Linked DNA regions of Homo sapiens: all the other regions are linked to region 1. The links are chromatin contacts, found by Hi-C or POLR2A ChIA-PET in ENCODE. All regions are on one chromosome and are shown on one strand. The core of a region is the stretch at or near the end of the contact, and the rest is flanking DNA. Distances in the headings are between cores, read along the strand shown.

What was found. A loop is a pair of places that touch in the nucleus more often than their neighbours do. ChIA-PET counts read pairs that join two places held with the same protein, here RNA polymerase II (POLR2A). Pooled maps may share reads with other maps.
Region 2: a loop to region 1 is called in a pooled map, with 15 times the contacts of the local background. The contact joins the promoter of LINC01629 here to the enhancer-like site in region 1. A Hi-C loop is called at or near these places in 1 of 168 maps with a recorded cell type or tissue (CD4-positive, alpha-beta T cell) and 9 of 50 pooled maps. POLR2A ChIA-PET finds 5 or more read pairs at or near these places in 1 of 52 experiments (MCF 10A).
Region 3: a loop to region 1 is called in a pooled map, with 6 times the contacts of the local background. The contact joins the promoter of LINC02288 here to the enhancer-like site in region 1. A Hi-C loop is called at or near these places in 6 of 50 pooled maps. POLR2A ChIA-PET finds 5 or more read pairs at or near these places in 2 of 52 experiments (A549 and BJ).

The regions. Positions count from the first base shown.
Region 1 is chr14:77,300,006-77,302,636 of GRCh38, reverse strand. POMT2 (protein O-mannosyltransferase 2) reads left to right here. Exons shown (of 21, transcript NM_013382.7): 6 at 1,388-1,547. Among named protein-coding and RNA genes, the nearest start is that of POMT2, 20 kb to the left of the region's middle. RefSeq lists a silencer at 1,386-1,445. Within about 2 kb of position 1,381, at least 3 of the 41 ENCODE cell types and tissues checked have a DNase peak (open chromatin) inside an H3K27ac peak, as active enhancers do.
Region 2 is chr14:76,957,431-76,961,296 of GRCh38, reverse strand. It overlaps LINC01629 (long intergenic non-protein coding RNA 1629), which reads right to left and starts at 1,659. Exons shown (of 3, transcript NR_133913.1): 1 at 1,544-1,659. RefSeq lists enhancers at 1-151, 152-686, 1,769-1,838, 1,879-2,058.
Region 3 is chr14:77,039,079-77,042,944 of GRCh38, reverse strand. It overlaps LINC02288 (long intergenic non-protein coding RNA 2288), which reads right to left and starts at 1,896. Exons shown (of 4, transcript NR_110554.1): 1 at 1,668-1,896. RefSeq lists enhancers at 2,194-2,283, 1-2,417, 1,693-2,424 and a silencer at 2,534-2,723.

The sequences.
Region 1 (2,631 bases), core at 132-2,631:
TGATTTTATTTTTGCCATATTCAAGACCGAGAAAATGTCAGTTGTCTTTTTCAAGCGTATTATTATTATCATGTTTACAATGGAGTACAATTGGGTAGGGGTTTTGGGATATCATGGGGGGTCCTAATACTTTCCCCACCCACCTCTTGTAACCAGTGCTGGTTAGGAAATCCCGGGACAGGGCTGTCCTTCACATACTCTGTCCTAGAAGGGAGGGCACCAGGGTAGATGCTGCCTGGAAACTATCTCCCTTTCGTCAGTGGTTGCATCCAGTCCTGACCTAATGATGGGAATAGCATATGTAAAGGTTGGCTTGAATGGTCCATACCAGCCAAGAGGATCCTTCCAGGTCCTGGTCAGTTCTAAAGCTGACTTGGAGGGTCCGGTCTACTTGCAGAATAGTCTTTTCCAGATCATCCTTCTACTTCTGAGAAAGTAGAATAAGTCATTCATTCTATTCAAACCAGAAGAGTTGGCCCCTCGTAGGCTTTTCTGGAAGTTAACTTTGCACAGCCAGGCTCATTAAGCTCCATTGTGCTAATCAAACCTGATCAGTGACTCTCAGCCCACTCTGGCTTTGGTTGTTGTGCTTATGCCACATCCACTTCCATCTACCATTTCTTGAGTACATACTGTGTACCAGGTACTATGCGGGGAGCTGGAGGTACTGAGCTCTGTTGGGCTTGGCTGTTAAGGAATATTCACTCTGGCAGAGGAGGCAGCCAGAGAGCCAGAGAATCATAGTGTAGAGTACTAGGTGCTATACGAATAGCAAAATGGTTAAGAGCACTAACATTGACCCAATTGCCTGGGTTAAAACTGTGCCCCACTGCCTGCTAGCTGTATTACTCCACCTCTCTGTATCTTGATTTCCTCCTGTGCAAAAAGAGGACCTAGTGACAGGATCCTCTGTGTGCTGTAGTGACGGCTAGAAGAGTTAATATATGCATCGTACTTGGAATGATGCGTGACGCATACATAGTAAGCACTCGGTAAATGCTGCCTTCGACAAGGGCAGAGGTGACACAAAGGAGAGGGCTGCCTGAGTCCAGGGGCACCTAAGGATTCTCCTTTTACTCCTGCCTGACTGGTCACTTGTGAAGAAGGAGCCCCCACTTACCCTGAGCCCTGTACTTAGCCAGGAGCACTATGGACACTCTCCCCTGAAGAATACCCTGCGCCCTCAGACAGTGCTTTTCCTGCCGTTCCAGGGGTTTCACAGGCCGCCTCCTCCATGGAGCCACGCCATGGTCCCTTGAGGCTAAGAGCCCCCAAGACAGGGCACAGCACAGCCGCTCCAAGTCTGAGAACTGCCCTGTCCCCTGCTGCGCTTGCGTTTGGCTTTGGTTCCAGCTGCCAAATTGAACTCCGTCTTGTTGATTTTCAGGCCCTTCTCTGCCCCCTGGTGGTTCTGGCTCAGCCTGACTGGCGTTAGTCTTGCTGGTGCTTTAGGGGTCAAGTTTGTTGGCCTCTTTATCATCCTTCAAGTGGGGCTGAACACCATTGCAGACCTTTGGTACCTGTTCGGAGACCTCAGTCTTTCATTGGTGAGCACCCAAGGGTTTGCTGTGGAAATGTTTTTGCTCCCTGATGTTGCTGAGTAGGAGCTGGTGGCCTTCTCTGTCTCTACTGCAGGTGGCAGAGTGGCTGTGTTCTGGGTCCCAGGTGGGCTGGACCCCCCAACCTCCGCAGACAGCAGGACATCAGGGAGTGGGCCCGGCTGAGGACTGGATAGGGTTCAAGGGAGAGGATAGATTAACATTCTTGGAAGTCTCTTTTTGCATTTGTTTTATAATGTCTGTCTTTTTTTTTTTTTTGAGATAGAGTTTCACTCTGTTACCCAGGCTGGAGTGCAGTGGGCCGATCTTGGCTCACTGCAACTTCCGCCTCCTGGGTACGAGTGATTCTTTTGCCTCAGCCTCCCAAGTAGCTGGGATTACAGGCACATACCACCATGCCCAGCTAATTTTTGTAGTTTTAGTAGAGATGCGGTTCTACCATGTTGGCCAGATTGTTCTCAAACCCCTGACCTCAAGTGATCCGCCCGCCTTGGCCTCCCAAAGTGCGGGGATTACAGGCATGAGCCACCGAGCCCGGTCTGAACTCACAATTTTCATTTCCTGACCCACGGTCTCCATATTTGGAGGCCAGTAAGGGCCTTTACAGTTTATTATTTATTAAGGGCTGATTCTATGCCAGGCACTATGCGAAACGCTTTACCTTCATTATCTCATTTACCCCTCATAATAGTCCTATGAGGTAGGGAGTTATTACCCTGATTTTCAAATGAGGAAATCAAAACCTACAGAGGTAATGACTTCCCCGAGGCCATCGGGGAGTGAGAGGTGTATCTAGGAGTCACAACCAGGTTAGGTTGGCCCCAGGCCATCACTCTGCTGTGGTGCTGCTCCATCACCTCCAAACCAGCTCCTAACAAGTTTATTCATTCATTCATTCATTTATTCAGAAAATGTGTAAAGATCATCCAGCCACTGTGTGTGAGGTGCTGGAATATACAGATGAATATAATATGGTCCCCACCCTCTGTGGTCAATGGAGAGAGAGAAATAAGGAAGCAGGCAGTTACAGTCAGCCAGGAGTGCTGGGAGAGCACAGAAAAGGGCACTCGGC
Region 2 (3,866 bases), core at 410-2,909, 340 kb after region 1:
GCACTTCAGCCTGGGCGACAGAGCTAGACTCTGTCTAAAAAAAAAAAAAAGAAAAGAAAAAAAAATAGCAAAGGGAATGGAGCACATTTCGGTGTGAAGGTGTGAAGCGTATGGAAAAGTGGAGGTCAGTGGTTCCCCTACAGGCACTCCTGGGGTGCTGCAACCAAATGCTAGGACAGAGACCCCCACCCCCACCCCACTGCCGACACATACACAAAGGGCACACTTTGGTCTCCACTCCTCTATTTTCCAGAGCAGTGGCTTTCGAACATTTGAAATCAAGACCTGCACTAAGAAATGCGTTCCTATCTCAACCCATTACTCAGACAAGCATACTACCCTGAGGCAAAAACTTTATGAAATTAAACGTTCCTTTTAACCTGCACTTCTATTCTTACATTCTCTTCTATTTCCTTTTTTTAAAAAAAATTCTGGCTGGGCGTGGTGGCTCACGCCTGTAATTCCAGCACTCTGGGAGGCCAAGGCATGCGGATCACTTGAGGCCAGGAGTTCGAGACCAGCCTGGCCAACATGGCAAAACCCCGTCTCTACTAAAAATACAAAAAATTAGCCAGATGTGGTGGCAGGTGCCTGTAACGCCAACTACTTGAGAGGCTGAGGCTGGAGAATCACTTGAACCCAGGAGGTGGAGGTCAGTGAGCCAAGACTGTGAAACTGCACTCTAGCCTGGGCAGAGACTAGAGACTCTAGCCTGGACAGAATGAGACTGTCTCAAAAACAAACAAACAAAAAAATTCTGTGTATGACTATGATCCCTTAACTTGATTTCATGACCCACGAATGGATCTCAACCTACAACTGGAAAAACCCACTACTCTGGAGGAGCTGATTCCGTACTCTGCTGGATCTTCAATTCCTGACCGCTGGAAATTGGCTGCAATTTTCCTGGTGAGTTCCTCCCTCCATGTTCTCCTCACTAATACACCCTACACCAGACCTCCAGTCCTAAAAGCCACCACCTGCTTCACGTCACCACACCTGTGCCAATCAGATTTCCTCTGTTCCCTCTTGGACCTTCAGGGACCTCCAGGATAAATGCCAGGATCCCAGTTACTGGCAGACTGAGAGAAGGATGACAGCCCCAAAAGATCACGAGGTTCCTATCTGTTCATATTTGGTGGGCAGCTTTCGTCTGCAAGAACAAAATACAAGCCGGGTGAGGCGGCTCACATCTGTAATGCCAGTACTTTGGGAGGCCGAGGCAGGCGGATCACCTGATGTCAGGAGTTTGAGACCAGCCTGACCAACATGGCGAAACCCCATCTCTACTAAAAGTACAAAATTAGCCAGGTGTAGTGGTGCATGCCTGTAATCCCAGCTACTCGAGAGGCCGAGGCAGGAGAATCGCTTGAACCCGCGAGGCGGAGGTTGCAGTGAGCCGAGATCGCACCACTGCACTCCAGCCTGGGCGACAGAGAGAGACGCTGTCTCAAAATAAATAAATAAATAAATAAATAAATCAATAACAAAATACATAACTCAAGCAATTTAAACAGTGAGGGGTAAAACTGAAATCACATACCAGGAAGCCCAGAGGTCTGCGGTTCCAGGGTTGGTAAATGAAGTGACCACTCTATGTCTATTTCTCTCTTGTCATTGACACCCTTTGGAAGTGTCTTTTTCTACCTTAGTCTCAGTATGACAAGAGTGCTATGTCAGGGGGCTTTTGTAGGTAGCAGAAGGGAAGGGTGAGGCCAGGGTTTCAGCTGGCTGGGCAAGTGGGTGAGTCACTAAGTGGCTGGGCCCCTTTAGCCCCATGTAAGGACAGGCTGCAGCCACCCACTGCCCGCCCCAACTGTGTCTGGACAGAAATGGACATGTCTGCTTTGCAGCAGCCACGCCTCATGCTGGGATAAACCTATGAATCAGGAAGGCCACAGATGCTATCACCCGTTTCTCTCCACCAGTTACAGGCCCCGAAAGCAGAAATGGCTGTGGCCTCACCTACGAATCCTGAATGGCGAACCCAGCATCCTGTCTCTAGCTCAGTGCTGGATTCCCTGGAGCAGGAGTGCCAAATGTGGCAGTGAGGGAAACTCTTTGGTTCTCCCTTCCACTTTGGGCTCATTCTAAGTCTATTCTCTAGGCACTGAGACCCCTCATGTTGATTTCTTCTGCCTACATGGGCCTGTTGTCTGTCGGTTTTCCCAGGAAGAGCTGGGAACTTGAGGGTTGGGGTGGGTGGGTATAATGGTGGCAGAGTCTCCCCCGGTTTCTGTGTCTATGGTAGTACCTGATAGCACAGACCTTGCCTTAACCTAGGTCTAGTAGCATGTGGGACTGTGTGTGAACTGGAAGGAACATGAGTGCCACTTCCCTTACTATGTAGATGTGGAGCCCCAGGCTCAGAAGGGGATAGTGATTTGCCCAAGGCCACACGGCTCCTTAGCAGCAGAGGCATACACTGGGGTTTCCTGGACTTCAAGCCTCCACTCTTTTGCCACTCCCACCTGTGGGGATCCCTGCTTTGCCCCCTAATTGGCTCCACCTCCCAAAGTCATCATAAATGGCCCAGGTGAGAGTGGTGCCCTGTTGCTAGGGGCTACCGGGTCCAGGCAGTAACTCAGATGCCTGCCCCAGGAAAACCCTGACAGTGGAGGAAACGCCTGTGTTTCTATCCCAAGCTGGTTTGCCTCGCTCCTGCTGAACACAGTAAAAAGAAGGTAGAATCCACACTGCAGGCCCTGAGACAACAAATGCTCACCCTTCTGAGGAAAGCTGCCTTTAACAAAGGGGAGTAGGGCTTGGCTGGCCCTGGAAAGAATTTGCTACGGGTGCTGGTGTTAGGGAGGGTATGGTACCAGCCAGTGTGTAGGAGTTCTGCTCATGGGAGGGTGTACCGGGTGTGTGCTGATTCCTCTGTGTGTGCCCAGGAAGACGGCAGCTAGTGTAGACAACCAGGGAGTGCCTGACTGGCAGCTGGAATGCCAGGGTTCTCTCAGCCACCTGTCGGTCCTGTGACCTTGGGACTTAACCTCCCAGTCTCAGTTTTTCTCAGCTGCAAAATGGGGATGCTAAGAATCTCCTTCACAAGATTGCTAAAGAGGTAAAACGAATGGATGTGCATATTCTCCCAGCGGCTGGACAAAGTGGCTTATGCCTATAATTCCAGGACTTCAGTAGGCAGACGCAGGAGGATCACTTGAGCCCAGGAGTTCAAGACCAGCCTGGGCAACATAGCAAGACCCTGTCCCTTCAAAAAAAAATTAAAAATTAGCTGGGCATGGTGGCATGCACCTGTAGTCCCAGTTACTCAGGAGGCTGAAGGGGGAGAATCTTTTGAGCCCGCGAAGTCGAAGCTGCAGTGAGCTATGATCGCGCCACTGTAGTCGAGCCTATGTGGCTGAGAGAGACCCTGTCTTAAAAAAAAAAAAAAAAAGTTGTTCACCCAGGGACACAGCATGAGGGCTGCTCTGGAGGTAGGGGCTGGCATGGAGTTGTGCTCCTCCCCCCTGGGCCCTCACTCTGCCTGCGGGTGTCAGGCAGTGTGTGGTCTGGGGAAGGGCAGGGCAGGGCACAGCAGCTCCCGAGCCCCTCGTCTGTGATTTCCTTCCTGACTTCCTTGGCTGCCCAAGGCAGCACTAAATCAGGTCACCACATCTCTCTCCTCACAGTAGGTGTCATGCAAACAGCTCCTGCCCAGCTCCCAATCCAGGTCACCATCTCCCCACCCACTCCCTTTTCTGGCAGCCAAGGAAAGGGCTTCTTGGTGCTTTTATTCTTAAGTGGCCGTTTATTAGACCCTGGCTATGTGCCTGACACTGGGCCTATTGCTTTAAGTAGAAATAACAGGCACCATTTGCTGCATGTGATATACCAGACCCCATCATGAAATTATCCTCTTT
Region 3 (3,866 bases), core at 647-3,146, 260 kb after region 1:
AAACTTTGGGAAGCTGAGGAGGGCAGATCGCCTGAGGTCAGGAGTTCGAGACCAGCCCGGCCAACATGGCAAAACCCTGTCTCTACTAAAAATACAAAAAAAGTAGCCAGGCATGATAGCACGTGCCTGTAATCCCAGCTACTCGGGAGGCTGAGGCAAGAGAATTGCTTGAACCCGGGAGGCGGAGGTTGCAGTGAGCTGAGACTGCCCCACTGCACTCCAGCCTGGGCGACAGAGGAAGACACCGCCTCAAAAAACAAAACAAAACAAAAATAAATAAATATAATACATCTGGGCTAGAGGTGGCGAACATTTAGGATAGATTCTGTATCTCTTGACCTTGATGACAGGGACATGTCAGGGTCTGCTTTGTTCATCCAGCTTAAAACTGTCACCAGAAGCCCTGGATAAAAATGCAGCCTCTGATTCACACACGGTCAGGAAACATGCCTTGTGCTCAGTACAGAAACATGTCCGTCAACCTGGGAAAGGAATCACCACCACGAAATATGCTTTTGGCTTGCCAAAGCTTAGCAGCTGTGAGAGCCAAAAACCCAGCTGCCTGGACTGTCTGGGGAAGTTGGCGGGAGGGAGGGGGGGTTGCTTTCTGAATCACCTGATTTCTGCCTCTAACTCTAGTTTAATTCCAAGTCGAAACCTATCTTGAAATGTCTCAAGAGCCTACTGCTCCTAAAAATTGTAGGTTTTAGCTAACCCTTCAGCTCTGTGCCTGCTGGCAAGGTGAAGCAGATGGCGTTTGTTGATTATTTATTTGGAAGGGGCTACTTTGGAATCAGGAAATTCCAGCGAGACAGAGTGCATCGCCTTGGCCAGAGCTGCCGTGACAATCACGAGCAGACACCCAGAGACAGTCAAGTTCAAAGAAATTGCAGCTAAGCCCCAGGAACTTGGGGCATTTTCAGTCTTTCTCGTCTCCTGGCCTCCATGTTCACCATGCACTTAGGAAGAAATGTTTCGTTCAGTTCAACATTCTGTGGTCTTCAAGTGTTTGAATACAAGGGCCCACATTCAAGGTCCCGCTTTGTCAAAAGGGCTTCACGAAGCTAACAGGCCTCTGACTTGTGTTTCATCCTGAAGCCCCTCATTATACAGACAGATCAAAACAGAAATCCCCCCTGCCTTAATGCCCAGCACATAAAGTCCTCTTTAATTAACATACACCATTTTTCAGTGAAACAGCCTCAAGGTGTTAAAAGTGCATAAAGGTCTGAAAGCTGAAGCCCAAGATAAACAGTGTGCCGAAATATATTTAGCAGAAAATATTGAAAGCCACAGGAAAAATAAGTTCCCTTCCTGGGATGTTAACGAATGTTTAGGTTCAGGAAACCTTCAGGAAGTAGCGAGCCGAGAAGGAATACTGCTCACCGTTTTTACCCCCAATGTAAATAAATCACTAAACCTCTTTGGTTTCCATAGGCCTGGGCTGGAGTGGAATATTTCATTTTTTCCCCATTAAACAGGCCACCCGGAGTGTTGGCATTACAGGCCTGAAAATATACCAAATCTGAATGTGCTATTTTGTTTCTGTACATTAAATCAGACTGTGTTTCAAACGGCAGTTCGTGCTAAATGGGGGGCTGATGATCCAGACTGTGCACCCTCACACACCTGAAATTGGCGCAGCGTAAATGATAGATCTGTTTCACCTTGGATCTCCCCGTGTCTTGTCTCCTACAGGAACACACCCTCTGTCGTTGTTGCCCAAGGTGATGTCATGTTCATTCTAAAGGCCGCGGTTCCAAGGGGACTACACCACAAGAAGATGCCTTCAGAAAGACCCAGATTTCCTGCGGTCTCAGGTAGGCGGCAGGGAGCAAGAGAACAAGGAAAGGACCCGCCACCACTCTCCCCAAGATGGATGCTGCATGATGTAAGTGGCTGGCTAAAATATCTGGCATCCTTGCAGTTTTAAGTTGCCAGCTAAATATTATTAAAAAGATAAAATACACGCAAACTGTGCAGAATGCAGGGCTGCTGTGTTTACATCCGGGTTTTGATGACTCAAAGACTTACACTTGAGCTTGCTGAAAAGCCTCTATTAAAAATACCGCTTTGTGAAAGCCCCCAGGGAGCAGGAAGAAAGCTGGGGGTGTGAAAGAGGAGAGCGGGAGGATGGTGACCCACCCAAGGACGGCGCTGACACCTGTGCTCCGGGCTGGCACTTAAGGCCAAGGAAGTGCTTAGAGGTTAACCTCCTCTCACCCTCGGAACCAGAGCGGGGAGGGTTAACCTTTTTCCAGAACATTTATTTCACCATCTCACTGACTAGAGGGAGGAGGGGCGGGAGGGGGAGAACGAGAGCCTGCCGCGCAGAGAGGCTGCGGATCACAAGGCCATTCTGATAGCCTCCTGTCCCCATGGCAACTGCAACGGCATTTATCAGTTCCTTCTGCGCACAGGCACAGCAAATCTGCATTGCACATGGCAGGCTTCCAGCATTTCAAATGAAAGAGCACTTTGAACGGCTGCCAAGTTTGGAAGGAGCAGAACTGTCAGGGCTGCTTAAAGCTGGCAGTTTATACTGGGGAGGTTTTCGCTTCCCACAATTCTCCGGGCCTGGCGAGCCGCCAAGTACTTAGCGGAAGCTAAAAAGTAACTCGCTCCCCTCCCTCCCCTCCCCTCCCCCTGCTCACGCTCCCCCTCCACACTATTCACCGCAGTGCTCTCAAAATTTTCCACATGTCCTGTGTCACCAGTGCAGACTGTACAATGAAAACCAGAACGCCGGCTGCCCACGACCAGGCTTTTATTAATAAATAACGGAGGGAGGAGGAGGAGGGGTTGGGATCAGACACTGACAGCTGGGGCACCGGGTCTCCGCGTACCTGCCAAAACCCCATAACCACTGGGTGTGAATGCGTGTGGTGTGTGTGCCTTTCAGCCTTAAAAATACATTAATAAAAATAAAAATAAAGGGAGCCTCAGAGCTGTAGACACCCTGAGTACCAGGGGAGGAGGGGTGGGTTTCGGTTGGATGGTTTGGCGCTTTATTTAGGGTGGGAATGGAGGTCTTGCAGGCAGCGTTGTTCAGATCCAGCCTTTCTAAGATCTGTAGGGAAGAGGGTTGTTATTGAGAGCTAAGCCTGTTTCTGGAGCTTTCCTTGAATCTCTCAGATGTCATGGTGAAAGCTGTGAGGCCACAGATGGGGAGGGAGTTCGGAGATGCTTTTCAATGCAAAGTTTACCAGATAACTTCTGACCGTCACGCACAGCCCAGAGCACAAGGGCTTCTATGGGCAGAAAGTGGAAATTGGCATAGTATTCACTGTACTTTTTTTTTTTTTTTAATGAAAATCTACACTGAGATCAAGGGCTTGGGCTTTATTTTCCAGCACAAATAGAATGAAAATTGTCTGCCGCTTAGGCGGTTGGATAGAGTTCAGGAAAACTATGTCTGGCATTAATTCCAAAGTGGAGGTTTTGGTTCAAACGAGGCCCATTAATTTCAGTAAACTGTTTTCACTAGTCCAGACCCTGCTGTGCAAGGACTATTTATTACCTTTTGCTAACCTGATGTCTGCAGAGTTGTAAAGCAAAGGGGGAAAAATCCAGGGTGAAGATATCTATATTTTGCATCAAATGGGTTTTGCACTTCCCTTGGGGGGCCGTGTTTTATGGGGAGTTTTCTATCCTTGGCTTTTATCAGTGCCAATTTTTTAAAAAAAAACTCCATCTTGCAATGAATTAGAAAAAAAAAAATCCTGAAGGAGAGGAGCCTGGTGAGAGCAAATACCCATCTCCTGCCTCTTTCAGAAGGGCACCTCCCAGACACAGGGATGTTTCGTGTCCCTGTCTTCAGCTCCCAGGCTGCAGGTCCACTGCAAAGCCCTGACATGATTCACCCT